Regions from separate parts of the Mus musculus genome. Here region 1 is linked to region 2. Evidence: chromatin loops called from intact Hi-C (ENCODE). Cell type or tissue: gastrocnemius. All regions are shown on one strand. Each heading gives the region's core, and the rest is flanking DNA. Links, peaks and the distances in the headings are about the cores only. Region 1 overlaps Sdccag8 (serologically defined colon cancer antigen 8). Region 2 has its middle 16 kb from the start of Gm26104.

What was found. A loop is a pair of places that touch in the nucleus more often than their neighbours do. Peaks named below come from ENCODE experiments on the same cell type or tissue, not always from the same donor. Only the 100,000 strongest peaks of a DNase experiment are listed, where the experiment ranks them.
Region 1: it touches region 2 in a loop (10-fold over the local background); 39 of 42 quality-filtered maps call a loop at or near these places.

Annotation. Positions count from the first base shown.
Region 1 is chr1:176,844,561-176,860,988 of GRCm38, reverse strand. Sdccag8 (serologically defined colon cancer antigen 8) reads right to left here. Exons shown (of 18, transcript NM_029756.3): 7 at 16,101-16,165; 8 at 15,620-15,808; 9 at 7,087-7,225. Among named protein-coding and RNA genes, the nearest start is that of Sdccag8, 38 kb to the right of the region's middle. In gastrocnemius, for the core only: no CTCF peak of the experiment used is centred there; a DNase peak (open chromatin) is centred at 6,672; H3K27ac peaks cover 751 bases.
Region 2 is chr1:176,708,151-176,724,578 of GRCm38, reverse strand. No RefSeq gene overlaps it. Among named protein-coding and RNA genes, the nearest start is that of Gm26104, 16 kb to the right of the region's middle. In gastrocnemius, for the core only: a CTCF peak has its summit at 11,993 (motif pointing left); a DNase peak (open chromatin) is centred at 11,988.

The sequences.
Region 1 (16,428 bases), core at 2,758-10,757, 140 kb before region 2:
CATAGAAGAAAACTTCCCAAATCTAAAGAAAGAGATGCCCATGAACATACAAGAAGCATACAGAACTCCAAATAGACTAGACCAGAAAAGAAATTCCTCCTGACACATAATAATCAAAACAACAAATGCACTAAATAAAGATAGAATACTAAAAGCAGTAAGGGAAAAAGGTCAAGTAACATATAAAGGCAAGCCTATCAGAATTACACCAGATTTTTCACCAGAGACTATGAAAGCCAAAAGAGCCTGGACAGATGTTATACAGACACTAAGAGAACACAAATTCCAGCCCAGGCTACTATACCCAGCCAAACTCTCAATTACCATAGATGGAAAAAACAAAGTATTCCATGACAAAACCAAATTCACGCATTATCTTTCCACGAATCCAGCCCTTCAAAGGATAATAACAAAGAAAAAAAAAAAACAACAAACAATACAAGGACGGGAACCACGCCCTAGAAAAATCCCTCAACAAACCTAAAAGAAGACAGCCACAAGAACAGAATGCCAACTTTAACAACAAAAATAACAGGAAGCAACAATTACTTTTCCTTAATATCAATGGCCTCAACTCCCCAATAAAAAGACATAGACTAACAAACTGGCTACATAAACAAGACCCAACATTTTGCTGCTTACAGGAAACTCATCTCAGATAAAAAGACAGACACTACCTCAGAATGAAAGGCTGGAAAACAATTTTCCAAGCAAATGGTATGAAGAAACAAGCTGGAGTAGCCATTCTAATATCTAATAAAATTGACTTCCAACCCAAAGTCATCAAAAAAGACAAGGAGGGGCACTTCCTATTCATCAAAGGTAAAATCCTCCAAGAGGAACTATCAATTCTGAATATCTATGCTCCAAATACAAGGGCAGCCACATTCATTAAAGAAACTTTAGTAAAGCTCAAAGCACACATTGCACCTCACACAATAATAGTAGGAGACTTCAACACACCACTTTCACCAATGGACAGATCATGGAAACAGAAACTAAACAGGGACACAGTGAAACTAACAGAAGTTATGAAACAAATGGATCTGACAGATATCTACAGAACATTTTATCCTAAAACAAAAGGATATACCTTCTTCTCAGCACCTCATGGTACTTTCTCCAAAATTGACCACATAATTGGTCACAAAACAAGCCACAACAGATTCAAAAATATTGAAATTGTCCCATGCATCCTATCACATCACCATGGACTAAAGTTGATCTTCAATAACAAAATAAATAATAGAAAGCCAACATTCACATGGAAACTGAACAACACTCTTCTCAATGATACCTTGGTCAAAGAAGGAATAGAGAAAGAAATTAAGTACTTTTTAGAGTTCAATGAAAATGGAGCCACAACATACCCAAACTTATGGGACACAATGAAAGCATTTCTAAGAGGAAAACGCATAGCTCTGAGTGCCTACAAAAAAGAAACTAGAGAGAGCACACATTAACAGCTTGAAAACACACCTAAAAGCTCTAGAACAAAAGGAAGCAAATTCACCCAAGAGGACTACACAGCAGGAAATAATCAAACTCAGGGGCGAAATCAACCAAGTGGAAACAAGAAGAACTATTCAAAGAATCAACCAAAGGAGGAGCTGGTTCTTTGAGAAAATCAACAAGATAGACAAACACTTAGCCAGACTCACTAGAGGGCACAGGGAAAGCATTCTAATTAACAAAATCAGAAATGAAAAGGGAGACATAACAACAGATCCTGAAGAAATCCAAAACACCATCAGATCCTTCTACAAAAGGCTATACTCAACAAAATTGGAGAACCTGGATGAAATGGAGAAGTTTCTAGACAGATACCAGGTACCAAAGTTGAATCAAGATCAGGTTAATGATCTAAGCAGCCCTATATCCCCCAAAGAAATAGAAGCAGTCATTAATAGTCTCCCGACCAAAAAAAGCCCAGGACCAGATGGGTTTAGTGCAGAGTACTATCAGACCTTCAAAGAAGATCTAATCCTAGTTCTTCACAAACTATTCTACAAAATAGAAACAGAAGGTACTCTACCCAACTCATTCTATGAAGCCACAATTACTCTGATACCTAAACCACAAAAAGACCCAACAAAGATGGAGAACTTCAGACCAATTTCCCTTATGAATATTGATGCAAAAATCCTCAATAAAATTCTTGCTAACCGAATCCAAGAACACATCAAAACAATCATCCATCCTGACCAAGTAGGTTTCATCCCAGGGATGCAGAGATGGTTCAATATACGGAAATCCATCAACGTAATCCAGTATATAAACAAACTCAAAGACAAAAACCACATGATCATCTCCTTAGATGCTGAGAAAGCATTTGACAAAATCCAACACCCATTCATGATAAAAGTCTTGGAAAGATCAGGAATTCAAGGCCCATACCTAAACATGATAAAAGCAATCTACAGCAAACCAGTAGCCAACATCAAAGCAAATGGTGAGAAGCTGGAAGCAATCCCACAAAATCAGGGACTAGACAAGGCTGTCCACTCTCTCCCTACCTATTCAACATTGTACTTGAAGTCCTAGCCAGAGCAATTAGACAACAAAAGGAGATCAAGGGGATACAAATTGGAAAGGAAGAAGTCAAAATATCACTTTTTGCAGATGATAGGATAGTATATATACGGGACCCTAAAAATTCCACCAGAGAACTCCTAAACCTGATAAACAGCTTCAATGAAGTAGCTGGATATAAAATTACTCAAACAAGTCAATGGCATTTCTGTACACAAAGGATAAACAGGCTGAGAAAGAAATTAGGGAAACAACACCCTTCTCAATAGTCACAAATAATATAACTCTAACTAAGGAAGTGAAAGATCTGTATGTTAAGAACTTCAAGTCTCTGAAGAAAGAAATTAAAGAAGGTCTCAGAAGATGGAAAGATCTCCCATGCTCATGGATTGGCAAGGTCAATATAGTAAAAATGGCCATCTTGCCAAAGGCAATCTACAGATTCAATGCAATCCCCATCAAAATTCCAACTCAATTCTTCAACGAATTAGAAAGGGCAATCGGCAGATTCATCTGGAATAACAAAAAACCTAGGATAGCAAAAACTCTTATCAAGGTTAAAAGAACCTCTGGTAGAATCACCATGCCCGACCTAAAGCTGTACTACAGAGCAACTGTGATAAAAACTGCATGGTACTGGTATAGTGACAGACATGTAGACCAATGGAACAGAATTGAAGACCCAGAGATGAACCCACACACCTATGGTCACTTGATCTTTGACAAGGGAGCTAAAACCATCCAGTGGAAAAAAGACAGCATTTTCAACAAATGGTGCTGGCACAACTGGCTGTTATCATGTAGAAGATTGCGAATTGATCCATTTCTATCTCCTTGTACTAAGGTCAAATCTAAGTGGATTAAGGAACTCCACATAAAACCAGAGACACTGAAACTTATAGAGGAGAAATAAGGGAAAAGCCTTGAAGATATGGGTACAGGGGAAAAATTCCTGAATAGAACAGCAATGGCTTGTACTGTAAGATCGAGAATTGATAAATGGGACCTCATAAAATTGCAGAGCTTCTGCAAGGCAAAAGACACCGTCAATAAGACAAAAATACCACCAACAGATTGTTAAAGGATCTTTACCTATCCCAAATCGGATAGGGGACTAATATCCAATATATAAAAAGAACTTAAGAAGGTGGACTCCAGAAAATCAAATAACCCCATTAAAAAATGGGGCCCAGAACTGAACAAACAATTCTCACCTGAGGAATACTGAATGGCAGAGAAGCACCTGAAAAAATGTTCAACATCCTTAATCATCAGGGAAATGCAAATCAAAACAACCCTGAGATTCCACCTCACACCAGTCAGAATGGCTAAGATCAAAAATTCAGGTGACAGCAGATGCTGGCGAGGATGTGGAGAAAGAGGAACACTCCTCCATTGTTGGTGGGATTGCAAGCTTGTACAACCACTCTGGAAATCAGTCTGGCGGTTCCTCAGAAAATTGGACATAGTACTACCGGAGGATCCAGCAACACCTCTCCTGGGCATATATCCAGAAGATGTCCCAACCGGTAAGAAGGACACATGCTCCACTATGTTCATAGCAGCCTTATTTATAATAGCCAGAAGCTGGAAAGAACCCAGATGCCCCTCCACAGAGGAATGGATACAGAAAATGTGGTACATTTACACAATGGAGTACTACTCAGCTATTAAAAAGAATGAATTTATGAAATTCCTAGGCAAATGGATGGACCTGGAGGGCATCATCCTGAGTGAGGTAACCCAATCACAAAGGAACTCGCACAATATGTACTCACTGATAAGTGGATATTAGCCCAGAAACTTAGGATACCCAAGATATAAGATACAATTTGTTAAACGCATGAAACTCAAGAAGAACGAAGACCAAAGTGTGGACACTTTGCCCCTTCTTAGAATTGGGAACAAAACACCCATGGAAGGAGTTACAGAGACAAAGTTTGGAGCTGTGACGAAAGGATGGACCATCTTGTGATTGCCATATCCAGGGATCCATCCCATAATCAGCATCCAAACGCTGACACCATTTCATACACTAGAAGATTTTGCTGAAAGGACCCTGATATAGCTGTCTCTTGTGAGACTACGCTGGGGCCTAGCAAACACATAAGTGGATGCTCACAGTCAGCTATTGGATGGATCACAGGGCCCCCAATGGAGGAGCTAGAGAAAGTACCCAAGGAGCTAAAGGGATCTGCAGCCCTATAGTGGGAACAACAATATGAACTAACCAGTACCCCGGAGCTCTTGACTCTAGCTGCAAATGTATCAAAAGATGGCCTAGTCGGCCATCACTGGAAAGAGAGGCCCATTGGACACACAAACTTTATATGCCCCAGTACAGGGGAATGCCAGGGCCAAAATGTGGGAGTTGGTGGGTAGGGGAGTGGGGGGAAGGGTATGGGGGACTTTTGGGATAGCATTGGAAATGTAAATGAGGAAAATACCTAATAAAAAATATTAAAAAAACAGGACACAGGGATGTCTACAAAGAGTGCCACCTGAACTGTGCCTCCTATGAGGATCAAGTGTGCCATCTATGCATGCACAGAGCAGCCTGCACGGGCTCAGAGAGCTCAGGCTAATGCTGTTAGAATTCACATGCTGGATCTGCACGAAAGAGTGTGGTGGAAGATAATGCATGGAAACGTATCTCTTCCTATACTTCAGGAGAGGGATTCCCTAGGGAGATAGTTACAACCCAGAAAACCTAAGATAGTGGAAAGGACACACTGGAACAGGGGGAACCCAGGAGGGCAGTCAGGACGCTACAGCAATAGTCTGCACACGTGGTGTAAACGCTCAGCAGAGTGTGGGAGGGGAACGGTGGGCACATAGGGGACTGGAGTCATGGTGAGGTGTGGGCAGGGGCTGAAGATATTGTAAATGCTATACGTCTGAGTTGCTGGCAAAGTAGTATTAGTGAGCAAACCAACGGCAAAGATGCAGTAGATAGAAAGTGGGGCTGTGTAGAAGATGCTCACAGCAGATGTAGCTCAAGCTAGAGCAGTGACAGGAAAAAGCCACATGTCGTGTTCAGTGGCCATGGATGAAGGAGGAAATGGATGAAGGAGGAATGAATCTCAAGAGATCGGACACTGTGGCGGGCAGGACTGGGAAGCCACACTTGGGTTTAGTAAACCAGACCCAAGAGTTCCTCACAGAGCCACACAGAGAAGACCCACAGGAGGACCGTGCCAGCCAAGCAGGAGAAGAAAAAGACTGCCGTAAAGACAGGACAGCTGACACTTCCAAAGCTACTGCATGAGGGTGAATGTGATGAGGACAAAAGGAGGGTGGGCCCTGGATTGGTACTGAGGAAGTGAACAGTTCAATACGAACACAATCTGGAACTTGCTGAAAGCCCGACTGCACTTGACCAAGGGTGACAAGAATGTTACCCGGAAAGACACCACCAAAAAGATAGGGAAATTAAAGTTGGGTGAGGCAGATGCTGCAGGCACAAATAACTGGAACAAGACCAAGATACCCAGGCTCCCTAGCTTCACTGAGGCTTTTAAACTATAACTTTGAAATCCTAGTTTATGTTTGGATGCTATCGATGATGGTAGCGAGAGAGTTTTTATTTGTGAAAACACATAATAGGCAATTTTGGTTCAAGGAAAATTTTTGGTTTTTTCAATTATGAACTTTTATTGGCATTGTAAAATGTCCATCCTGATAACAGAAAGTTGTTTTCTAGTCAATGGGAGTGGACTAAATTGTAAGTGATACTAAGGGACTTTATTAAAAATGTGTCTGTGTATAATAAAATACAGTATTCAATATCGGTAGATGGGGGTTGAGCTATCTTAAATAAAAAAGGGTATCATTGCCTCTTTTCTCCCTGGTGTGCCTTCCCACTCCTGACGTCCCTTCTCGCTCTCTTGCCTGCAGGCTTTGATCCAGTGTGAGCAGCTGAAGAGTGAGCTGGAGAGGCAGACAGAAAGACTGGAAAAGGAGCTTGCCTCTCAGCAAGAAAAGAGGGCTGTGGAGAAGGAAATGATAAAGAAAGAAGTAACCAGAGAGAGGGAAGATGCAGAGTCAAAGGTATTGGGTGAGATGCTCTCCCACAGCTATGGCTGCATCTGATGGGTAGATCACAGTGGGGAAGGGCAGGCTTTGGCTCAGTTTCCAGTCCCTCCTGATAAGGGAGGTGGAGCTGAGCTCCTTCCACTCCTGGCAGTAGAGGACTGCCATGGATGCTCCTTAGGTCTTGAGAGATGCTCAGGCCAGAAGTGAAGCTAGACTAAACCATCAGAGGCTGCCTGTAGTGACTACCTATCTGTAAACAAGATTATGCACACCAGCAGGTCTCCCAAAGCACTTTCCCACATTATTTTACACTTCTGAGTAGTGGCAGAACAGAAATATTTACAGAAGAATAAGAACTCTCCAAATAATATATATATATTTTAATTTAGAGAAGTCAACATTTGTGGACTGACATCTGTTTTGTGTGTTTGCAATTAGTTCAGTTGTAAAAAATAATCAGAGAAATACACATGTGGAAAGTGGCTGTGTGCTATATCCCTTTCCACCCATCAGACTTGCCTTGGTCTTCTCAAAGTTGGCTTCCTCTGTCATCTGCACAGCATGCTTCACCTGCTCATAGGCACTTGTCTCTCTCTTCTGCGCTTCTGCCAAGCTGCTCCGCACAGAGACTAGCACAGACATTAAGTCATCTCTCTCTCTGTCAGCACAAAAAGAACACACCAGGTAAGAAATGAAGAAAGGGAAGCACTCGTGTGTATTAGAAGTGCTATGGCGGGCCTGCTCAGCACGCATCAAGCACCACCCAGAGAACGACCCTCTGTCCTCCTTCGGCAAGTGGCAGGCAGAGTGGCAGAAGGACTGCGGCATTCCAGGCAGGACCACATCTGCATGGGACAATACCCTTTTTTGGAAATGGCTGGCATATGCAGGACCACAGAGAGAGGCCTCAGCAAGAGGGAATGACTTAGAAAAGGGAAGTGAAGGAGCTGGGACAGGCAACCAAGTTCAGAAGAGTGCGCACATCAAAGGCAGCTTTACCAATGAGGAAGTCTATGTGAAAGACTTAGAATATTTGAAGAGAAACCTTGGTCTCACTCGTTAGCAGGCAGGGGTGGGGGTTCAAAGGCCTTGACGTGCTGTCTACTCTGGCTTGCTAGGACTGGTGGACACACTTCCTTTTAATCCTTCCGTGGCCTCATTTTCATCTCCCCCACCCCCAGTCAAATTCTCTCAGCTAGTTATGAAGTCTGCTGTTTATTTCTGCTTTTTATTTCAGTGGGTATTTTTATGGGACCCCTCAAGCCCTCCAGTTGTATCTTTTAGGAGCTGACACTCTAATTGAACAAAATCTTGGCTACTGGTCTGAATCCTGGGCAAGCTCCACCCCTCCCTTAATAAGCCTCAGATGTCCACTAGGCTGGGCTGCTTGTTGAGTAAGCAGAATACCAATGTTGTGACATGAAAAATTGCTAAGATCCAATTTCCCGGGTTAAACGAATTCCATAACAAACTCTCAGGATATTTCGAAACTTATCACTGTACAACAATCCGTAGTAGGGGGAACTAGAGAGACAGCTCAGGGAGAAGAACTTGCTCTTCACAAGGACCTGGGTTCAGCACCCACACCAAGTGGTTCCCGACCAGATCTACATTCGGTCTCTCAGGACCCCATGCAGCATGCAGACAAGCTAGCACATGTATATGCAAAATAAAGATATAGTTTAAAACTGTACATACCCACGGTGCCAATGAGAGAAATGAGGTGGTAAATTGTCTACATCTACAAAGCAGAGTGAAAAGCATGCTGGACTGTACATGTGCCATCTTGTGCGCCATCAACATGACCAGCTCTCTCATGCAGCGTCAACCCGCTGCCAGATTATAAACTGTCAGAGAAGAAGCAACTGGGATAAAAAGAAAGAAAAAGGAAAGAAAAGCAAGCAAGCAAGCTGCAAGCAAGCAAGCTGCAAGCAAGCAAGCTGCAAGCAAGCAAGCTGCAAGCAAGCAAGCTGCAAGCAAGCACTGAAGAGTGGTTTGGAAGATCGCAAACACTGATTCCAAATACCCTTCTAAACTAACTAATGACTCCACAAATCTCCCGAAGAAAAGATTTTAAACTATCTGTGGTATTTGGAAAATAGTCACACACAGTTTTAGAAACATGTAATGCTGAACACATTCATAAAAGCTCTTTTTGTTAAACCACAAATTGTTACAAATAGCATAAAATTCATGGAATGGTGATGAGCTTCCTGATTTGTTTTAAATCCATGAAAATTACTTAATTTTTATCCTAAGTGAAATAAAAAACAGTAAATTGTTCTGATTGAATATTATGAGGCATAATTATGTGGGAGAGTAAGAGACTCAAAAGCAGATTTATCATTCTAAAGTAAAAAAGGAATGCAAGCAAAACAGAATTTGTACTTATTTGAGTTTCAAAACAAAAGTGTAAATAACATAAACCGGGATACACAAATGACAAGGACCTATGAACCTGGAAGAAAATCACCCTTAGGAGCACAAAGCAGTCTGAGAATCATGTGCTCGCCTCCCTGAGAGCTACTGAATAGCAAAAACGTTATAGCTCGGTGGCATCCTTTCTCTGCCCTGATACTACTCTATCACAAGGACGAGGTTCCCAGCCCCAAAGAGAACGGCAAGCTGCCCAGTGAATGTAAAACAAGTTAACTGACCCTGCGAGGCCAAGAGCGACCACCTCTGCTTCTCACGGAGATAGCTTTAAGCCACTTAGTTTATTTTCAGGGCACCCTCTATCAAGAGTAGTATTTGTCACATAGTAGATCCTAGACAAAATAAATGACAAGAAGAACATATGTACGGGGCCGCAAGATGACTCACTGTGGGGAAAGCGCTTGCTGCTGGGGATGACAAACTGAGTCTCATGCCAAGGACCTACATGGTGGGAGGAGTTAAACAACTCCCGAGAGAGGCTCTCTGCCATGGAATGCATGTGTGCACACAAACACATGCACATAAAAAATACATGTAAAATTAAAGCCACAAATTAAACTACTTTAGAATAGTTTAATCTGTTTATGAGTCTACTATCTTTCCATATTAAAATAAACTAAAAAGCTCAAGTGTATGACTAAGGACATCCATAACAGGAAGACTTCATAAGTGATACCAAAAGAGATTTCCCAGTAATAATGTTGTAAGATTTACATGGAAAAAGTCAAGTTATTATTTAGAAGAGCAAAGTAAACGTTAATTCTTCTAGTTCAAGATGCTTTAGGATATAAATTCATCAACCCTTAAGCCAAAGAAAATCATTACAAATGAGCCCCAAACACAGACATTTCATTAAAATCATCTTTTAGGAGATGGCAAACAAACATCTGCACGGGTGGGAGTGAGCCACTCCAGCGCCTCCTATGGCCATGGGAGGTTATGGAGAGCCATCCTGGCAAGCTCAGGGTCCTACACTTAGCGCTGCATCTCGCCTTTGGCTGTGTTTCAACTCCACTCCTTACCCAACACTGTATACTCAGGAAACAAAGAGCTCTTGGTGGCAGCCTGGGCTCGTCAGTGGGGAGCCTTGGTTCCTTCTACCCCCATCTTCATCTGCCTGTCACTTTCTTAGCTGATCTCCCACTTTGCACCCTACACTTTCCTCTTGCATTTGTCAAGACTACTGGGTATTCAGAAATGTGACAATAGTATGGCAGGTAGCCAGGTGGATTGTGGGCAGGTGCGTCCTCCTTCAGAGGCTGTGTCCAGAGGACAAAACTAGTGTTAGGCCTGAGGACAAAGGGACACAGTGGAACAGACACATGCGACATCATCTTCTGAGGCAAAGTTGTACAAAAACTTAAAAACAGCACATGATCACCCCAGGGTCTCAGCCAGGGCGTTTCCTGGTGAAGGTGAGCCAGCCCCATGAACTGAACTCACAGTACTCCACAGCCCAGGTAGAAAGCAGGCAGGGGTAAAGACAACACACAGAACACAACCTGTGAGGGTAGGGATGGGGCTGTACTGGAAAAGCCCTTGCACACACTATGAGTGCAGCACATCAGAAACTTAATGAACTGTCGGAGCAAGGGAAGCCAGGTGAAGACCCTGAAAACGTCAGCCGTGGGTGTAAATACACATAGGAGAAGGTTGCTTTAAGAAACATGAATCACAAAAAGGGATCTAACATGACTGCCCTCCGAGGGATCCAACAAGCAGCTGAAAGAGTCAGATGCAGTTATTTGCACCCAACCAATAGACAGAGGCTGCTGATCTCTGTGGTTGAGTTGAAGAAGGCTGAAAGAAGCTGAGGAGAAGGGCGATTCTGTAGGACGACCAAAAGTCTTGGTTAATCTGGACCCCCAAGATCTTTCAAACACTGGACCATCAAACAGCATACACCAGCTGATATGAGGCCCCTAACACACACACAGTAGAGGACTTCCAGATCTGTGTTCATTCAGAGATGAAGCACTTAGCCCTCAAGAGAACAGAGGCCCCAGGAAGTTTAGAGGTCACGTGGGGTGGGGGGTAGGGGCATCCATGTGGAGATGGGGTGGGGTGGGGAGGAAGTGTGGAATGTGGAACAGCTGGAGGGTGGATGGAGAGGGGAGGAGAATGGAATATGGAGTGTAAAAAATGAATTACAAGTAAAATTAAATTTAAAAAAAGAAAAGAAAAAAATCATATAATAAATAAATAAATAAAAGAAATATGAATCAACCTCATCTGGAAATACAGAACTACTAGGCAATAATGCTTTAAGTCACTGTCAATTTTATGCATTTGCAGTAAACAGCGTTTTAACAAGCATCATTACTCCTGTCTTTAAGGAAAGTCTAGAAGGCTGATGAAACATTTCTTTGTGCCTCATTTTTGGAAAGCTCCCTGCTGCAGCTGTTTAATGCCAGCTGGACAGAAGCCTGCCAATGATCACAAAATGGACCAAAACCCAGGACAGCACTACTGGAATCATTTCTCCTCAAAAAAAAAAAAAGTATCCAGGATTTCTCTAAAGAATTTTCAACTACCACCTGAAAACTATTAAAATTTGATCATTATGAAAGAGAATAAAAGAAATTGGCGTTGCTTTTACCTACTTTATGGGACAAAGCAGCCTGAGTGGAAGACACTTCAGAAGATTTCAAACCAACTTTAAAAACACAAGCAATATTAACACATCTTAAGTGACTTACTACGATCCCCAGTGTGGAGCACCACAGAAACATGGGTGGTCTGGTCCCCGTGGTATGCCTCACGCCCTCCCTGTCTACCACATGTCACTTACGGTTCACATATCCAGAAGAGATCTTGCTGGAGTGCGGAAGGAGTAGCTGGCGACTGGTTTCACAAGTTCATGTTTCTCAAGGCTCCAGCAAGCTCTTTGGATTTATCACATTTAAGGTTCAGTTCCCAAATCCTACATTAAAATCATGTAGCACGCACTGACTGACATTAAGTACACAAAACTAGAAATCCAAACCCAAGGCATGCTGGATGCTTTTCAAAGTCAGCGGCATGCTCAGTAGGCAGCATTGTGCACTAATAAGTTGGAAAGGTCTAAATATCAGATTACACAAAGGGAGTCTTACAATCCATAAAAATAAGAAAAGCAGAAACCTTTCGCCCTATTCTGTGACTGAAGTGGAACATAAGGCCACATTGCTGACACAGCAGAAATGTGCACTAAGTAGGCCAGCACTTCCTCTCAAAGGCTGAGATCAAATTTAAGATAACAAAAGTAGAATTCATAAATGACAAGAATCTACTTTCTAAACAAAAGCCAGACATCCGATCAATATAAACACTGTAATCTCCCTCAGACACTCAGTCAATATAAATCAATGTGACTCTCATTCGACATGTTCTCTACAGCCTAGAAGGCCAATGCTATAGAGGTGCACGCTGATTTTATTTGTTGGTTGATTCCACTAGACTGACTAGTTAAAACTGCCTTTGACATCTACTTATTATAAAACATCATCGTAATATTTTTTCATAATCTCCATGTAAAATTAGATTAAAGACCAATGGGATTAAAGACTGAAACAAATCTTGAATCCTTGTGGCCCCTTTCTACCTTTTCAGTGTTAACTACTGTTAAATATCTGATGTGCATTCTTTCAAATCTTTTTCTCTATACATATATGACCCTAGAGAAAGTATCTACTATGATATATAGTAGAAAATCAAATGGTTTTGCTTTGCTGTTATCCTAGGTCATTTATTTACTTTGGAGTTAGGCTCACACTAGACCACATGGGTCTTCACATATGTGTATGTGGATATACAAAATCTGTGTGAACTCTGTGTGTGGCTGTGCATACAATTTTTAAGTTTTCACGTTTATTTACTGTGTGTGTGTGTTACACATGTATGTGCCACAGTACCACTGTAGAGGCCAGAGGACAGCTTATAGGACTCAGGGCACTCCTTCCACTCTCTGGGCTCCCAGGGACTGAACTTAGAGCATCATGTTTTGCAGCAAGCAGCGTGCTGGCTGAGCTATCTCTCCAGCCCCGATTCTTCCATAAATCGGCATAGCTGACATATACCACAGTTTAGTTCTTTCTTTTGAAGGATGCTCAGGCTTTTACACCCTTACAAATAATGCTACAAAAGCATTCTCTATGATGCTCTAATGTGTGTACATGACCTTTTCTTTGTAGGAAACTATAACACATAAATTAAATATTAATAGAGAGTGCTACATCATCCTGCAAAGTAGCTGTGCTGATTTCATTGTGCCACCGGCAAGGCACGGAAATCCTGGTCTCAGTGGAATCATCCACCATTAGTCATGGCCAGTCCGATGGAGTAGGCTGCTCTTAGTCGTGTAAATATCTTCTGATAACTGACAGCTTCCTCTCTTACCAGCCTCTTCCCCTTACTCACAGTGCAACTGGACAGTCTGCCATGTTTTATTTCAAAACTGCTTACATACTCTAGTAGTTAGTTACCCGTGGCAAGCATGTTCCCAGTCTTTTACTATAATTGGCAATATTTTACTTTAAGTAAATTAAGTCAATTAATTAAAATTGTCCTGTAGTGCTGCGAATTAGACCCTGGACATGTGGATCAGTGTCACACCGCTGAGCTACACAAGGAACCTTACGCTCTGTGAGACAGGATCCTGCTCTATATTCAGACTGGCTTGGATCCTCTGCCTTAGCCTACAGAGCTCGGTCACCATAGGTGTGGGTTACCACCCCCGATGCCCATGAGGTCATTTTTTAATGACTCAAGGGAATAATCTTTTGCTGTTTATGACTTTCACTTTTGCATGTCATGCTGAGGATACAAGTCCAAAGCTATCAGTTTACTTCTAATACTTTTATAGTCTGAACTACATTTGGCTCTTTATACATAATTCAGTTTGCAAAGTACAGTTCTATTTTATTTTTATCAAATAGAAAGAAAAATTTAATTTCTCTGAGCCACTGCTTCCCAACTTATAAATGCACATAACAGTGCCTGCCTTACACAATGCATTTTAAGATTAAAGGAGACTATGTTTTTCAATTACCTAGCTCAGGCCTGGTCAAATAACACTCACTATTATTTGGGTAGGAAAAATATTATATGTGTGTGTGTGTGTGTGTGTGCATGTGTGTGTGCGTGCATGTGTGTGTTTTATTGAATATATGTAAAAGCTTTAATAATAACTCACAACATACTTAGCAAAATCAAGGCCATCAGCTACCAGTCATCCCTACTGGCAAGTTGGGTTTTGTACAGCAGTCAGTACATTAATCGTGTGTGGAAGTCACCGTTGGCAGAAACATCAAACCTTCTTATGCTCTGTGAAGTGCAGAGGCTCTGGTGTTTAGTATGTAGATACTGCTCAGCAGAAGAACGCTGAGCATTTACAAAGAAGCACTGTATAGATATCATCTCAACTACTGTCCCAAACACCTCATATGCTCTAAAAGTGAGAAGACAGAGACCCAGAAAGGCTAGACAACCCCAGTGAAATTACACAGCAAACAGTGGAAGAACTAGACTATGCATCCAAGGCAGTCTGTGTCAAAGCTCAGTGCTCCTGTTCATAAGGTAAAGATGCCTTTGTATATTTTCCCAGAAAATAGCAGAATAGAAAACTCCATTCAGAGCAATAAAGCAAGTTGTTGTAAAGAATATCTGCCTGCCTTTAATGATCAGTCATTCCATGTTTGTATATCAATTCTGCCTATGGGATCTCTGACTTACCAGTCAGAACATGAACACTGAGTGAACAACAAGGCCAGGGACTCTGGCAGGACCCAGAGCTGAAGCAATAAACAAGACCTCAGTGTGGCTCTCAAGTGGACATGATGTATTCTAAAGATTCAGAGGAAAGCATGAAGTCAGTTGAGGACCTACTGGGTGGGACTTAGTGAGGGAATAACTTGGAAATAAATGCAGTTTGAGCTTCTGAGATGAGCACAGCAGACAGAGATGGGTCAAGACTAATGAGCATAGGAAAGCACAGACTGCAAAACAGCACTGGATTTTATAATAACCAATAATTTTCAATTTCTACTGAATGAAATTTTACAGAAGAGAAAAGACTTCCTTCAGGAGAGTGAAACTAGATCACGAAATGCACATGGGGGCCTGTGGTATTTCAGCCTGGGCAAGAATTTGAACATAGCTTCTTTGTAATCACCCCCTAGTCAGCCTTCCTCTGCTGATGCTGTGACAGCTGCATCCTCTTCCTGTGACATCAGAATATGCTCTGCAACAGGCACGTGAAGAAGATGTGCTGATAGCCCATTCTGCCTAAACCACACTGTAAATCCAAGACACGACGCAATCTAAAGAGGTGCAGTCACACCCATCTTGTGAAGAAGGCTGTTGAGACTGCAGTCACTGAACTGCGTGACCCATGAGGATTACCTATTTCAATCCTCTTACCTCAAATGAGATTTGAACTAAGACGTTTCCCCATGGCTGGCGGACCCGACCTTCGCCACTCTTTCTTCATGAAAGCTACAGAGAAGGGACCATCTAAACTCTGGTTTATTGGGAGTTGAAGTTAACTGTATGTGACTCCCCATCAGATCAAAGGACACATGCCCTTATAGATACAATGTCCTCCGTGGCCAAAGATCCGGACACAAGGCACACTTACTTAGTCAGCCTCTCGATGGTCTGGATGTGCACGTTGCTGTGTGTCTGGGAAAGAACAGCTTCATGCTGAGCACATTTCAAACAGAGGCCACCCACACGGCTGGATGCACTCGCAGCCAGAAGAGACTCTTTATGCTTCAATCTTTCCTTAAGATCCTCACAGGTTTTCTGGTATTCAGCTAAGTCTTTCCTAAAAGAAAGTGAAAAAATTGTAGGCTAAGTCCAGGAAACAGTACAAGTACAGAGAGTATCGTCACCGCCATGCATAGTGTTGAGCACAGGAGACACCTAACATATGTACCTTATTAACTCTTACCATAACCTTGAAGCACAGGACTGATTGCCTTATTTTTTTTTGTACTACATTGTGAAGTGCTATCAAGTAATTCTAATTTTGATTGCATCTATTGTTCATCAACTGCTAAAGTCTACCTTAAGATCCCCACCCTTTTGATGTGTCTGGAAATAGATGATTCATTTACCTCAGAAGCATCAGCTGAGATTCCAGAAGGTCAGTCTTCGCCTCGTATGTGAGTTTCAGCCTCTCCTGCAGAACAAGGCAGGAAAGCACATTTTTGCCATGTCTTGTTTTCATAAAAAATTTAAATTCTAAATAGTAACTCAAGTTTTTCTCTCTCGCCCACAGGGAGATCCAGGCTTCAGGAGTGCGTGCACTAGCTCACTCCACTCTGCTGTTCTGACTATTAGGTGAACGCCAATACAGAGCCATTGGGTCCCAAAATAGTGACTGCCTACCATTCTTATTTTCTTTTAAAACTATGCATATTATACCAAGTCTTACCGTTAAAA
Region 2 (16,428 bases), core at 5,498-13,497:
ACTCTGAGCTCTTCTTCCTAGTTAGTTGTTGCTTAAGAGCTGCCAGTGGTGAGGGTGGGGCACATAAGCCTCCAGGTCCTCCCCTTATGACATTTGCTGGCCAAACATGCAGCTCCTGCCAACTGAGGACAGTGTTCCAAAAAGTCAGACACATGGAACACAAGAAGTAGAAACGTGCAAGCAAGAATGGGTTACAAACATGGTAAAAGGACCCTAGGGACAGTAGAGACAGCAAGGTCTACGCAATGACTGCTTCCTAATCCGAGCTTCTCCAGTTCTGCTCTCTGGGATAAGCTTCCCTTTCCCTCCCAAGTCCTGGCATTGTTATGCAGATTATCTCAGGAGGCTTCACCTTGATCAGCTATGCCTTTGCTTCTTTTCTTGACTGGAATGTGAGCCTCAACAGGACATAGATTGTGAATGATTTATGGGCTGGCCCATAACAGGTGCTCCAAATGTATCCAAAGTCGTGGATTGTGTTCTTGTTTCTGTTTTCTCCGGCAGGTTTCACAATAATGAGGTTCTGATCTAGCCCTTGACTAATACTGTTGACAGTTCCTGAGTAGGCTGGCCACTGCCTGTGTTTCTCTTCTCTCTCTGTTCTACACAGTGTGCTGGTCTCTCTGACAATGTATGGGATAAATGTTAGCTGTCCTAGAAAATTCAGGGTAATGTCACTTACCACCAGAAGACCCGTCATTCTTAAACATGGTTAAACCTTTTCAAAAGCTGATGCATATTTTCATTTAAAATTGCCTCTTGGTACCAAAGAAAGGCATACATCCCTTGGCTTATGTATTAAACAATATAAATTGCTTTTATATTGTTTAATGTACCCTCAAGATGTTCATCCATTCGACAAACAAAAAGTTCAAGGCATGAAGCAGGTGCTGAGAGAATTCAGTTGTCAGTTGCCTGCACTGGGAGAATATGGAGACTGACTATTCAGAGATATGACCGAGCTATCAACAAGCATTGGAGCAAATCCAAATTAATTCTGCATCCAAAACCATGTTCTGAGCATTCTTATTTAATTTGTACTTAGTGTAATGTATACTTAACACACATACTACAGGCGAATTTTCAGCTTTACAAAAGTATTTTTTATAGGAGTCCTCTAAATGATAACCTTCCTGATTGAATTAAAACTGTCATTTGATCTATCATACTTGGCTTTTTTTTTTTTATGAAACTTGTTCTAGTTAACTATCTGTCACTCAAACAAAGTACCCAGGACACTAATAAATTCAAGTAGAGGAAAGGTTTATTTAGGTACATAGCTTTGAGATTCTAACCCAGGTCTGGTCGGTCCTGTAGCTTTTGCTCTTGCAGTCGGTTGGTCACACACCAAGACAAAAAGGTGAGAACAGGACCAGTTACTTCATATCCAGGAAACAAAAGAGAGGGAGCCCCACAGCCTTTGAGGATACATTCCCAGTGATATAAAGACTTCACACTCGGATCTGCCACAATCTGCCAACAGTGAGATGCTGAGAATTAACCTTTATTACATGAGCCATTGGGAAAATTAAAAATCCAAACAGTAGGCTAATTCTTTGGGATTCAGTTTACTTGGAATAATGTCACTTTAGAGGCCCCACTATTTGTCCTCTAATTGCACTGACTTCAGTGATAGTTAATGTTAACTGCCCTCTAGATAAGGCAAATTCCCAGAGGAGGCAGTGACAAAAGAGAGAAGTTGCTTCACAAAGCTAAGGAAGGCCAAGGTCTACTCCACATCTGAAAGTGGTTTCTAAGCATGCAGGTCAGACTTGAATCTCATTTTTTCTTAAGTCTCTTCAGAATACTCTTTGGTGCTCCTGGGATAGTGTCTAATCCTTTTAAGACAGGCAAGGAAAAACTATAACCACATCAAGTAGCTGGCATCTGATCAGCATATGAACACCAAGTTACAAATGGCGATGTAATTTAAATTCACCATGTGCCAGAATTATTTATTGATCTTCACACCAGCCAGCGGCTCTGTAACCTGGAATGCACCTCAATAATTCTAATCGGTTTTGATGTGCATTGTAAACCTGCCTATTGTACTGTGACTGTTGACATTTCTAGGATGGCATTTGATTCTGCTTTACCCGGGTCTATTCCAAGGCAGCAAGTCATTTATTACTGACAGATGGAAGTTGGGTCTCAGTTACTCCTCCTCCTCCTCCTCCTCCTCCTCCCCCCTCCTCTTCCTCCTCCCCCTCCTCTTCCTCCTCCCCCTCCTCTTCCTCTTCCTCCTCCCCCTCCTCTTCTTCCTCCCCCTCCTCTTCCTCCTCCCCCTCCTCTTCCTCTTCCTCCTCCCCCTCCTCTTCCTTCTCCTCCCCCTCCTCCTCCTCTTTCTCCTCCCCCTCCTCCTCCTCTTCCTCCTCCCCCCTCCTCCTCCTCTTCCTCCTCCCCCCTCCTCCTCCTCCCCCTCTTCCTCCTTCTCCTCCTCCTCCTCTTCCTCCTCCCCCCTCCTCCTCCTCCCCCTCTTCCTCCTTCTCCTCCTCCTCCTTCTCCTCCTTCTCCTCTTTCTCATCCTCTTCCTCCTTCTTATCCTTTCCCTCCTTCCTTCCTCCTTAAGATGGGTTGAAGCATCAACCAAAATGAAGGTTTGCTCTATCAAAACCATAGAAAAGAAACTGGTCTGGGGTATGATCTCCCATTGGCTGTACTTTTCAATGGATGGTTAGTGAATTGGAGAGTCAAGTGAAGTGGCTGTGTGTGGAGGAGAATTCTAAGTCCTGATGTAAAGGCAGATGACTTGCATAATACTGAGGGCCCTGGGGTTTAAGGGAGTCAGTGAACCAGGAGAAGCAGGTAGGGTCAGGATCTAGACAGTGGTAAACTGGTCAGTTCCTTCAAAGTCCACTCACTGATGACCTATGAAGGTACAGAAAAATATCCAGATGTTCAGGGTGGTCCAGACAAGAGATTGAGAAGTGGAACAAGATGGCCTGCAGAGCTTAAGACCTAGTTAAACAGTTCTTCCTATAAGTTTCCAAGGATGAGATTCATGTAAATTTACACCAAATTATTTTTTAAAGGACCCTAAGAAAAGCTTGACCATTTTTCTTTTGAGACAGAGTCTCACTATGCTGCTCAGACTATTTTTAATTCATGGGCTCAAAGAATTGTTTGGCTTCAACCTCCAAGTAGCTAAAACTTTAGACCTGCCCTAACATGCAGAGAACATTTGCTGTTTTGGCAAGGCTTATCAATTACTGGTCTATAGACTATTGATGTCATCATTTTGTGAGTCACAAATGGAAGAGATTGGACATGAACAATTCAGAGACATCCAGCATCCTAGACAAAGAAAATAAAAACACTCAGTTGCATGGAGATACATATGCAGCTCTTCCAGAACCTCGTGTTTAAAGTGATCTTTTAATGACTTTGATTTTCGGAGAAAAGAAAGCATTCTTTGAAAATCTGGCTGCCAAACATTAATGAGAATTTCCGTAATGGGTTCTTAGCTTTCTTGATTGGCACTGTGACAGCCACCAATTAGGAGAATGCTATGGAAATTATGACCTAAGATGATGATATTGGAGCAGGAGACCGGGTAGCCTGGGAATCTGTTCTATGAGGAGACAGAAGAGAGAGCTCATCTGGTTGAGATGAGACCGTCAGGAGATAAGAATCTACTTTGCATATCTATGTAGGCCCTGATACTAATCCTTGTCTGGAATATCACAGAGACTTGGAAAATTATTGAACTGTTGGCTTTGTTTGGCTGCCTAACAGACAGCATAAACGACTGGCATGCTTGGGAGCTGGGATTAGCTCAGGATGGGCTGATCTCAGCTCAGCATTGCTTGGCTGGGAACTGGAGGCAGTCCTGTAAATCTTTTGTCTTCCTTGCACTAGAGGACCAACTGAGTCATGTTCTACTCCAAAAATGGCAGAAACCCAAATGGAAAAAGGAAACACATGGGCCTTCTTAAAGCTCCTGTGCAGAACTCCAAAACTCTCATCTTTACCCCTATCTAATCAGCACAGGCAGTTCCATGCATGGCCAAGTCCAAATGACTGAATGAGGGAAGTTCATACTGGGAAGAACTGCATATTTATAGTCTAAAATGGGTAGCCTGGAGGAAGACTTACGGCCAATAACCTATCACCAATCTCTGAAAAAAAGAGCACATGCTTGTATTTTCTTGGGTGCAGAATTGAAGGAATAGGAAAAGTAGACAATTGCAATGTGGCAGGGAATTGCTTGCATCACAGATTCATTAGGTGCCCAATGTAGAAGACTTATGGAGGCCTACTTGTGCTCTTCATGACTGATACTGATAATACAAAGCATTTGAAATTCTCCAACAAGCCAAATAAGATTATCCAAGGCCAATCATAATTTTAAGCAGGGGCAACAGGGAGGAAAAAAAATCTTTTTTCTATATTTTAATTTTTTTCCATGTGCATGGATAGGCCTGTTGACCAGCAAGCCCCAGGGATTCTCCTGTCTCTTCTTTCCTTGCTGGGACAATAATCACAAACAACCAAGACCCAGATTTTTATATGAATCCTGAGGTTTGAACTCAAGTCCCCATGCTTGCATGGAAAGCACTTTCCTACCTGAGCTATCCCCAGCTCCCAAAGCATACTCTCCATCCTTTATACTGCAACTCTCTACTCTTTGTCTTAGAAAGGCTTTGGCTGTCTCTCACCACACATTTCCCTACACCAAACCTCAAGCACCAATGTTGTTCACATCTATAAGTTACTCATTTGTTATTTAACGCTTCATGGGTAATAGTAAGACCTCATCAGTCCTCAATCAGCGACAAACAGGCACCTCATATCTCATCCTGGAGAATGAAAAACGGTTAGTCATTCCTGCACAAAAGCGGTTCTGTCACCAGGTTGAGATCTCTCTGTGCCTCCTAAGTGCAGCTCTTCAGCGCATAATTATTTTAAAGAGGCGGGCCACTGAAAGGAAATAAAACTTGAGACCTGTGATTCATGTAATTTATGTCAAATAGCCCAAAGAGTTGTTTGTGAGCTTTGAAATCTGGGGCTGAGAACATAGCAGAACAGGCCAGGACATGCCCGGGCAGGTCCGTCGTTACATGTCCTGACTGGCCTGGTGCCTCCCTATCTCCCGCTCTTCTGACAGTCTGTTGATGTTTAAATGGACCAATCATGTGAAACCGCGCCAATTTCTCCCCCAGCCCCACCCCTTTTCTATAAAAGTCCCTAGCTTCCAAGCCTCGGGGTCAAATCCACTATTTCCTACGTGAGATTCGGTTCGACCCGGAACTCTGCCATTATGGCTCCGCCATATGGTCGACACCTCTGTCTCCTGTGGCTCCATCATTAAACTACCTCATGCTTTTACATCAAGATGGTTGTCTGTTCATGATTCTTGGGTGCACGCCGAATCAGGAATTGAGTGGGGGTTTCCCCACTAGGTTCTTTCACCACCCGTGTTTTTCAGTGATGTTGGTTGAGGACCTGGGTTTATTCTGCCTTGCATGGATCCTCAGCCTGTCCCCATTCTTGGTTTGCTTTTTTATCAGGTTGATCCTTCCCAGAATGCCATTCTCTTTTTACCGAGTACTTCAAGGATCGAGGAGGTATCAGTGATTTTTATATGCATGAGGAACCTGACACAGAAATATGAGTTTCTGAAACTCCTCAGAATTAAGAATGTAGATATGGAACTATATGTGGAAATATGTCTTCCTGTCAACCCCAGCCCTGTGCTCTGCTGCCAGCTGGTCTCTACCATGTCCTTCAGATGCACCTTGATTAAGAGAAGGTTTGACCAGGTTTATAGAACTAGCTTGCTTTAAAAAAAAATCCGTAAGTTGTCTCATCAGTGAAAGGCATCACGGGCCACTTGCGCATGGCAAATTTATCACAGTGTTCAGGTAGAATTTCTAAACACAGGGAAGGTGATTACCAAACAATTCATTATTTGACAAGCTTCGATAGACGTCCCACAGATGCATGTCTGATTGATAACACTAATTGGGACCAGAAAGTGCATGGGCAATTGGAAAATCTCGGTTACCCCTACAAATGCCATTATAGTTGCTGTGGTTTAGTTGCTGTTGTTAATGAGTCAGTTTAGCTTGGGCAAATTTAGCTTGAATTACATTTAGCTAGATTCCTTTTCTTATTGACTGGATATCTGGTAAGGATAGACCACAGCATAAAATTCTATTGAAGCTTAGTGAGGAAGCAAGTCACGTAGTTTATAAGGCACTTTAAAAAAAAAATTATCTTTATACATAAGTATACTGTTGCTGACTTCAGATGCACCAGAAAAGGGCATCAGATATCATTACAGATTGTTGTGAGCCACCATATGGTTGCTAGAATTTGAACTCAGGACCTTTGGAAGAGCAGTCAGTGCTCCTACCCACGAGGCCATCTCGCCAGCCCTATAAGGCACTTCTTTTCACTTACCTGCTGGCTCACTTTGTTAAAAAAAACAAGACAGGGCTCTTTCTATGGTCTCTCTTTCAGTTTTTTTCCTGCATTTATGTTCAGCTCCACAATATCATTGACTTTGGCAGTATAACTTTGTAGGCTTAGAGTTTTTAAAGCCTACTTTATTTAGGGTTCTTGAATACTTCAGCCTCCTTTCTAGCCTGTTGTGGATAGCCCTGGGGCTAATTATATTTGATGTTAATTCTATCCTCCTGTGAGTGGATTCGAACAAGGAATGAGTCAGCACTCAGGTGATTTCCTGTAAACCTGCTTCCCACCTTAATAGGTAAAATAAAGGAGAGCTGATGATTGGGCAGATAAAAGGGAAGTTGGAGTGGAAGGTGAGGAGGGAGAAGAAGGAGAAAATGGAAGAGGGAGAGGATGCAGAGGAGGAGGAAGAAGAAGAAGAAAAGCATAGCAGAAGCACATGGCCTGAAGAAACGGTGAGTTCTAAGGGGTCTCATGAGCTGTGGAAGATGGTAGTATAGCAGTAGATCTGCCCAATCTAGGCGCGCAGCATTTATCATATTAACTGTGTCGTGTTTTCATTGCTGGGGTATATTTGGAAGGAGATTTGCTGCAACACTAGCCCACCAACCAGAGTCACGCACCTGTTTAGAACTAGTTCTTTGCTATAAAAAACAATGAATTTATGAAATTCTTAGGCAAATGGATGGATCTGGAGGATATCATCCTGAGTAGAGTAACCCAATCACAAAAGAACACACATGATATGCACTCACTGATAAGTGGGTATTAGCTTAGAAGCTCAGAATACCCAAGATACAATTCACAAAACACATGAAACTCAAGAAGATGGAAGACCATGGATAGTTCAATCCTTCTTAGAAGGGGGAACAAAATACCCATGGAAGGAGTTACAGAGACGTGTGGAGCAGAGACTAAATGACTGCCCTACCCGAGGATCCATCCCATATAATAAATAACCACCAAACCCAGACAGTATTGTGGATGCCAACAAGAGCTTGCTGACAGGAGCCTGATATAACTGTTTCCTGTGTGGCTCTGCCAGTGCCTGACAAATATAGAAGTAGATGCTCACAGCCATCCATTGGATGGAGCTCAGGGTCCCCAATGAAGGAGCCAGAGAAAGTACCCAAGGAGCTGAAGGGGTTTGGAGCCCCATAGGAGGAACAACAATATGAACTAACCAGTACCCACCCAGAGCTCCCTGTGACTAAATCACCAATCAAAGAAAACACACGGTGGGACTCATGGCTCTAGCTGCATATGTAGCAGAGAATGGCCTAGTCGGTCATCAATGGGAGGAGACGCCCTTGGTCCTGTGAAGGTTCTATGCCCCAGTATAGGGGAATGCCAGGGCCAGGAATCAGGAGTGGGTGGTTTGGGAACAATTCAACTCTTTAATATCAGGATACCAACAGTCTACACCAATAGTAAACAGCAAACATGCATCAGTAGTGGCAGTCCAGTCCAATAACAGACACCTAACATGAATCAGGGGCAGTGGCTCAAGCGGAAGCAGCAAGAATCAGTCGGAATAACACGAGGAATTCCTTGGTGTGTTTCTTTCTATGAAGACCAGCAAAGCGTTGCATGGCCAGTGAAGACCAGCAAAAAGACCAGCCAAGTGTTGCACGATGTCACAGTGCAAGAGCACCCTGTCACTGTCTGTGGGGTTCTACTTATACTCTTTCCAAACAACACGTGCCTACTTCAGCATCTGCTCCAGCAAACTGTCACATACCCTCTCATGTGTCTGCTTCAGCAAAACATCCTCTCACAAGACAGCTTCCAGAAACCATCACTTGACACAACTGGGTTTCCAAAGAAATTAGAAATTTCCACTTCATACCTACACCATCAGGGGCAGTGCAGTACGGGTGTGGACTTCAGTCCATTTTGTGGGCTCCAACACAAGCTTGTGTATTTCATGTCTTCACTGTCTTCGTTGTACATCCGTCTTTTCTCCCAGTTCTGAGCTCTAGGGACTGGAGACCCCAGCATCAGAGATGAAAATAACAGCCTTTCAGAGATGACGTCACCAGTAATGAACCCATAACTGTGTAAGGTTAAAATCTCTGTGTTAAAATCCCTCCTGTCTCTTTTCTATCTCTGCCATCATTATCTGTCTGGATCCCGTGTTTTTGTGTCTACGTTCCAACATCCATCACTACCATCCCTAGTTCTTATTATGTCATCTCTATTTCTATCATCTCTGTCTCTCTCTTCACCTCTCCAGTCTCTGTCTCCCTCTCTAAGATCTCCACCTCTGCCCCTATCATACTTGTCTCCATTTCTAAATTTATCTCTGTCTGTATCTCTCTAGCATCCATACCTGTATTTCTGTCTTCTATAAAACCTTCCAGTGCTTCTGGTCCTCTGGAAATCCTTCATTATTATGGTTGCTATGGGCAAATGCTTCCCAGTGGAATGGCAGCAGTTGGGAAGAAAAGTATTACTAAGCAGGAGAGGCCGGGGCACACTCTGGAGCCCTTGGTTAACCGTGAGAGACATGGTAGGTACAGAAAGGCAACCTGCACTTTTTTTTTCTGAGTTCTGGAAGGATTTTCTTCTATTTCCCAATTCACAGACTAGCTTTATTTTATTTATTTCTAACTAATTAATTAATTTATTCACATCAAACACTTCCCCTTCCCAGTCTCCCCTCCCAGACACCCTCCATGCATCCCTCCCCCCTTCTTGAGAGGATGGGGGTTCCCTGGGTATCCTTCTACCCTGGGACATCACCACAGACTACTTTTAGACTTTTCAACTGTGTTCAGCAGTTTGATTATGTTGTACCTTAATGTTGTTTTCTTCCTATTTCTGGTGTTTGGGGATTTAGAGCTTATGTCTATAAGCTGATCATTTACAAAGGTTTTGATTATGACTATTTCAAATATCTTCCCCCATTATTCCCACTCACCTCTTATTCCCAGGATCCAAATAGACGGAACTTAGCTCCCTAACTTTGCTTTGAGGCTACATTCGTTTTTAAGTGTTTTCCCCTTGTACTCCTCTTTTAAGCTAGCTTCTATTGTAGTCTTTAGGTGGACTAATCTTTCCTTCTGAAGTGCCCATCCACCACTAATCTCTCTAATATCTCTTTCATCTTAGACTTTACAGTTTTGATCTTCAGTAGTTTGATCAATGTCTTTTTAAAAAATACCTTTTTATGGGTTGGTGAGATTTCTCAGTGAGTAAAGACATCTGCCCTAAGCCTGACATCCTAAGTTTGATCCCTGTGACTCTCAGGATGGGAAAGAAATCAAATACCATCTGCATATAGTTGACCTATGCACACATGGCAGGCATGTGCCTCTTATAAATAAATATAAAAGAGCTTCTAATATCTTTCACAACTACTTAATATGCTTCATCTCTTCTTTACTATCTTGAATAAATGGGCCATAGTATTTATAACCAGTCTGATGTTCATTGTCTAACAGTTCTACTCTCTTTGCTATTTCAAGGTCTATTTCTATTAATTTGTTTTTCTGCTCACTGTGAGTCACACTTTGCTGCTTCTTGGCATGCCTAATAAATTTGGCTAGATGCTAAACATTTTTTTTCTTGAGTGATGGATAACTTTGTATTCCTAAAACATTCTTGAGCTTTATTCTCATAAGATTCTTTTTAGGCTAATCTTCATTACATGGGATCAGCAAAGTCTTTAGTCTCAAGTTAATTTTATCTCTATATTGATGCAAAATCCTTCTATTGATATACACAGTACATGAATTATGATGTTTTTCTAACCTAGTTAGAAGTATTATATTTTAGAATTTGAATGTACTCAAAGGCCCATGGTGGATACACTGTGGCACTATTGGGAAGTGTTACAACCAATGGAAGATAGGCCTTAGTAGAAGGAAGCTAGGTGGCTGGGATTATGTCCTTGAAGCTATTTAGACCCTGGTGTGGCCCGCTACATGTTGCACAAGATTGCTCCCTCATGCATTCTCCCCCATGGTGCCTGCCTTGCTTCAGTCTTGCACTGAAACAGGAAAGCCAAACCAACCATTTGTTTAAACCCTGGAAACTGAGAGACAAAAAATTATTTATCTTGAATAGATTATATCAGGCATTTTGTCATAGAAACAGAAAACTGATTAACACCAGGGGGAGCAAAAACCCAAAGTATTCCTAGACAATGACCCTAGGATCCTTTCCTTAGAAATGTATTCTCAGGATTCAGAAGAAGGCTCTCCAGGCATCTTTACACACACACACACACACACACACACACACACACACACACACACACCGTCTCTGTTAAGTTCTCTCTTCCCTGTATACTTTGTAAACATTAGCTGCCTGGATACCAAGTTCTGATCTTGCTAGGCCTTAAAGGAAGCCTTCTCTCTAGGCCAAACCCGGAAACTCCCTCTGGGGAAGAAATGGGGACAATTTTAGAACATATCTGCATGAGCCTCTCAATCACCCTCCTTTATGTCTATGTACATATGAAACTTACTGCTTTGTATGTTGTGTCTGCTGCTTGGGAATGATAAATTTGGCCTATGTTACTGCATCTTGGTAGAAATAGAAATTATAGGTAAATTACTTCAGGGATAAAGGTTTCCATGTTAAATCTGCTTAATCTGAAAGTATCTTTAATTACAAGTCAACCTCTAAAATACACATATACAAATATACCCAAAGCTCTGATGCTAAGTAAAGTCATTGATATATACAAGCTACAATTTTTTGATATTTTTATAACTAAAATAAAACACAAAAATTTAGATAGTATTCTCCATCTGAAAAGTTTGAAATTTTTAGTTATTTTCATTAATTACTATGACTATAAACCAATGTCTACAAACACATAATGACAAGATCTTGTTTTGAATCATTATATCTGAAGAGTGTTCCATTTTTTTCTTCTATAAGAAACCCTTTAAAAATACGCTCTGGCTGGCAGTGGTGGTGCACACCTTTAATTCCAGAACTTGGGAGACAGAGGCAAGAGGATCTCTATGAGTTTGAGGCCAGCCTGGTCCACAGAGAGAGTTTGATGACAGCCAGAACTACACAGAGAAACCAATACAAAATGACCAGCCAACCAACCAAACCAAAAAAAACCAAAACCAAAAAACAAAAAAAAAAACAAAAACAAAAACAACAAGAAAAAAAAAACAGAACAACATAAAAACATACTCATGTTTAAAGAAAAATTTAAACTAACTGTTTTAGGTTTTAAATTAAAACTTTCTATTAAGCACAGCCACAAATGATAACAGGGTGAGGTGGTTGAGGGCTAAGAAGTATGGCTTGTGATCAAAGAAGACACCAACTTCAAAATAACAAACAGCCTTAAGTTCCAGTCCTGTGCAGTGCTTACATTTCAAGCAATAAAAAACAAACAAACAAACAAATAAGTAAAATTAAAGCCTAATTCTTCAGTTACACAAGACGCTAGTATAGACTCATTTCAAAAGTAGTTCTGTGGGGATGGATGGCTTAGTGGTTAAAGTCACTTGCTGCTCTGACAGAGGATATGAGTTCCTAGTACCTGAGGCATTTCACAAACATCTGGCGCTTTAGCTTCAGAAGTGGAGGTGTCTGTTGCCCTCTTCTGGATTCTGAAGGCACTACATGCAAATGTACATACATACACATGCATACAAATAAAAATAAATATTTTTTAAAATGTAGTACTGTATAGGTTCAATATTTAAATTCCATTGTGTCTTTTTATCCAGCACTGATATTTCCCAAACTACTTTCGTGGTATCTCCTGACACATTTTCAGGAAATACTAATATAGACTCTGTGGATAAAAAGAATCTAAGGAAATAAATAAGTTTGGGGTAAATACTGAAAAGATATGCATTGACGTCCTATTTTCAGATATGTATAATGCACAGTCATGTTAAATATGTGACAGACACTGCTTTGGTTTGTTTAAACTAATACTTTATTAAATTCCACATGTCTAGCCAGGCGTGGTGGCGCACGCCTTTAATCCCAGCACTCGGGAGGCAGAGGCAGGCGGATTTCTGAGTTCGAGGCCAGCCTGGTCTACAGAGTGAGTTCCAGGACAGCCAGGGCTATACAGAGAAACCCTGTCTCGAAAAACCAAAAAAAAAAAAAAAAAAAAAAAAAACCAAAACCAAAACCAAAACAAAAAAACAAAAAAGCCAGAACCTTTAAAAAAATTCCACATGTCTTAGGAGAAATATGTTATTTGAGAAAAAAAAGGTATGGAGTTGGGTGGGTGGGATACAAAGGATCTGGGAGGAGCTGGGGAAAGGAGGAAGTGTGATCAGAATATGTTGTATGAAAGCAAATGCGGTTTTTTTTGGCAAGCTCTATTCCAGGTATTAAAATATTTATAATTATAATGTGATGTCATGGCTCTTGTTATTACTAGGACTATGCCATAGGTTGGATTCTTTGCCTATTAAAAAATTTCTATTTGATGATTATTTTAATGTTATGGTACATAAAATGTGGTCACTAGTCCTTTTCAGCTATGACATTTCAGTCAGTATAAAAAAACCCTAAAGCCCAATTCTTCAGTTCCACAATGTGCCTCATAAGAGTCTTCTAGTTCGTATTTCTGTTTTGTAGGGTCCATACTAAATATCTCAATAATTATTTCTAAAACACGCCATAGCTTTCCAAAGTTCCCAGTCACCACTGACAACATTAATTTATTAGTCTTCATAAAAGCTTTGTGACTTAGAAAACAGAATGCCTTCCTGCAGGGAAGCCTGTGGTGTTTTCACTTAAGGGAAACTTGAGTTGTTGGGTTTAACTGTACTGTTCCCTTAGGAATTTGCTCAAGTCCCCCATCGTCACCTGCATGTGCTACAAGCTGCAGCCTGAAGTCTCACCATTTCATGATAGGAAGGGATGGAGCCACAGAGACGCACTTATACAGGGCCTGTGAAGTGTGTCACTATCCCAGGTATCTCTCAAGAAAGAACAAGCTTTCTCCTGTCTCTGTCGTGTTATTTCTACACCACTCCTTTCAGCCAGTGTAGCAGGATACTAGGCCACAATAAGGGCTGGAGAGATGGCTTAGTAGGAAATAGTTCTTGTTTTTGCAGATGTGAAGACAGAGTTTAACCCCCACCCCCAGCATCCATATAAAGCAGTGGGCATAGGGTTATGTGTGTGATGTAATTCTAGATATTGGGAGTGAAGACAAGTGGTGAGCCTCAAGCTCAGTGAGAGATTTTATCTTAAAAGGAATAAGGCAAGAGTGACAGAAAATACCCCTGACCCCTGTGTGAGCATGCACACTGGCACATTCACGTGCACACAACACACATTGGTCCCACATACATATTTTCAAATGTATGTTTAGACTATACAAAGGGGAACACAGCCCCACACTTCTTTATAATGAACAGGAGCACCAATTGCAGGTTGGAGTGGAAACAATAACCCTAAGCTTGTTTCAAACGGTGACAGAAATCATCTCCCTTTTAGATGACTGTTTGCGTAACACTGCCTTCTCAGTCCCTCTCCAGGACAGTGCTGGGAAGGAACAGGACAGGGCTTGAAGGTGTACCCAGAGAGGGGTCTCTGCAGGTTGTTAGCCTGGGTGAACAACACAGGATGCCTGCTTACATTTGAATTTCAGACTACTGACAACTTTTATCCTAGTGTTGGGCATTAACTTTGCCTACTTTCCTGTAATGTTTCCTTCTCTTCTGATTTTCTTCTCAGCATGTTTTCCTTAACACTTTGGCATCCCCTCCCCCAATATGATGGGCTTCCTCACTCTTTCTCCACATCTCTGCCCCATCCTGTGGTTGCTTGTTGGCCATGGTGTCTAACCTTCGTGGCCACTTAAACAGTGTGGCTTTTCCCCTTCCCTCCGCAAGCCTCCACTGTAGATTATAGTCTGATGGTCCTGGAGTTATTCCTTTAAAATCTAATAAAAGAAAGGGATTTCGGACACATATCTGTGTTTCACTCACTTTTTCTTTCTTAGATGGGAATTAACACAGAGACCCCTCCAACTGGACGATATGCAGAGAGTGAGAGACATTGGAGCACTCATTCCTAAATAGCATGTCTTCATCAAACTCTTCACTCAGGGATCAGGATGAGGAGACAGAAAACTGCAGAGGTGGTGGATGACTCTAAAGAAATTGTCCTCCAGATGCAACAGGACTGATGCACATATGAACTCACAGAGATACGGCAGCATGCACAGAATCTGCACACATTCAAGGCAGACAGTTCCCAGCTCTGAGAGAGGGGAAATGGATACAAGTTTCCCTTCCTAATCAAGAAGCTATCTGCAATGGATACCTACTTGTACAGGAAAAGTTGGTCTTCTTCAATGAGGTTCACTGGCTATATTAACCAAACTTCAGAATGTAAGGGTCCATGATTCTCCAAAGAATGAAACCCCAGACTCAAATAATATGTAAACACAAAGAGTGTTTTATTCTACAGAAGTCCAGCATGCTGGGGTCTCCCATTACCAGAATAGAGAGACATCCAAATGAGCTTTCAGCCCTGATTTTAAAGCACATTAGGGAATTCTGAGGTAGGTGACCTCTATGTTAATTTTTTGGGTCGATTGATTCTACCGACATTCCATTAGGATATTCCATTACCGGGGTGTGGGGGCTGGAAACTTGCTTTTGGGGGTCTGGAAACTGCTGCTGACCCATTGTCCTTGCCTCAAGCCAGGTGGCTGGGCAGCCTGTGAGGCCTGGTCTTGCCTGGAATTGCTGAGTTCTTGGAAACAGGAATTTAGGCCTAGTCTCCTTCACTGCCAATTTGAAGCCTGTCATGGAGTCAGCCTAGCCTTCTCAAGAGTAGATCTCATGCTCAAGAGCAGATGGCCAACACAAAATGAGTGCAATGGTATTTTTGTAGGGTGTTTGTTTGTTTGTTTGTTTGTTTTGTTTTGTTTTTGTTTTTTGTCTCCTATAGCTTTGTTAGGACCTTTTGTGTCTTATTGCTCTTTTCCTCACACATTTTTGTTTCTGATTTTGTGTGTTTCTTGGTTTGTTTGTTTTGGAGAAAGAGAAAAAAGGTATGGGGTTGGGTGGATGGGGGGTATGAAGTAGCTGGAAGGAGCTGCGAAAAGGAAGAAATGTGATCAAAATATACTATATGAAAGCAAACTTTTCAATTAAAAATTTTAATAATATTGTTCTTGAGCTTTTACTTGGGTTCATTCTTAAAATCTTTTATTAATGAGACTAAGAACCCCTCAACAAGGGACTTCTAATTTCCCTGTATCATAACTTTGAGGATGTGTGATTAATTTTTTTCCCAGTAAGGCTTTCTACTGAAGTTGTAAAAATATCCTGAATTTTGGAATCTAATGTCTTTGGGCTTGGCCCTTCTTGTACCAGCCATGTGGTTTGGGGGAAAGTTGTGTGATTTGTGAGCCTTACTGAACTTACAAATCTGACGTAGGTGATTGAAGGGATTAAGTAGGCATGGCCATTACTATTGTCAACTTGGCATGATCTAGAATCACCAGAGAAGCTGCTTGCTTAGCCTGCCCTTGAGAGAGCAGGCTACCGAGTAGACCAATGGCCATTAGTCTGAACGTGGTTGGCACCACTGGGCTGGGGGCCCAGACTGAATCAAAAGGGGACAGGGAGCTGCTTACCTACTTATTCTCACTGCGCCTGCTTCTTACTGCAGATCTGATGTGACCAGCCACCTCATGTTCCTCTCCCCCCGACCTCCTCACTCCATAGTAGTCTGTACCCTCAACCTGTGAGCTAAAATAAACCTGTCCTTCCCTAAGGTGCTATGGTTAGAGTGTTGAAATAGCTAACAGAGCAGAGTGATAATACAATATTCCCCAAACCTCCCTGGAATGAATAAAGTGGGTAACCCACAAAGTTCAAAGAACTACAGTTAGAAGAAATTTGTGTGTTTGGCTCACCTTGATTCTGACTCAAATTTCAGTGTCTATGAACTGAAAAACCTTGAGATAATCTGATTTGCCGTCCCTAGGTGCCGTTGACTGGTATATTTCTACCCGAGGCCAGAAGCACAATGAGAAGGAATTGAGAA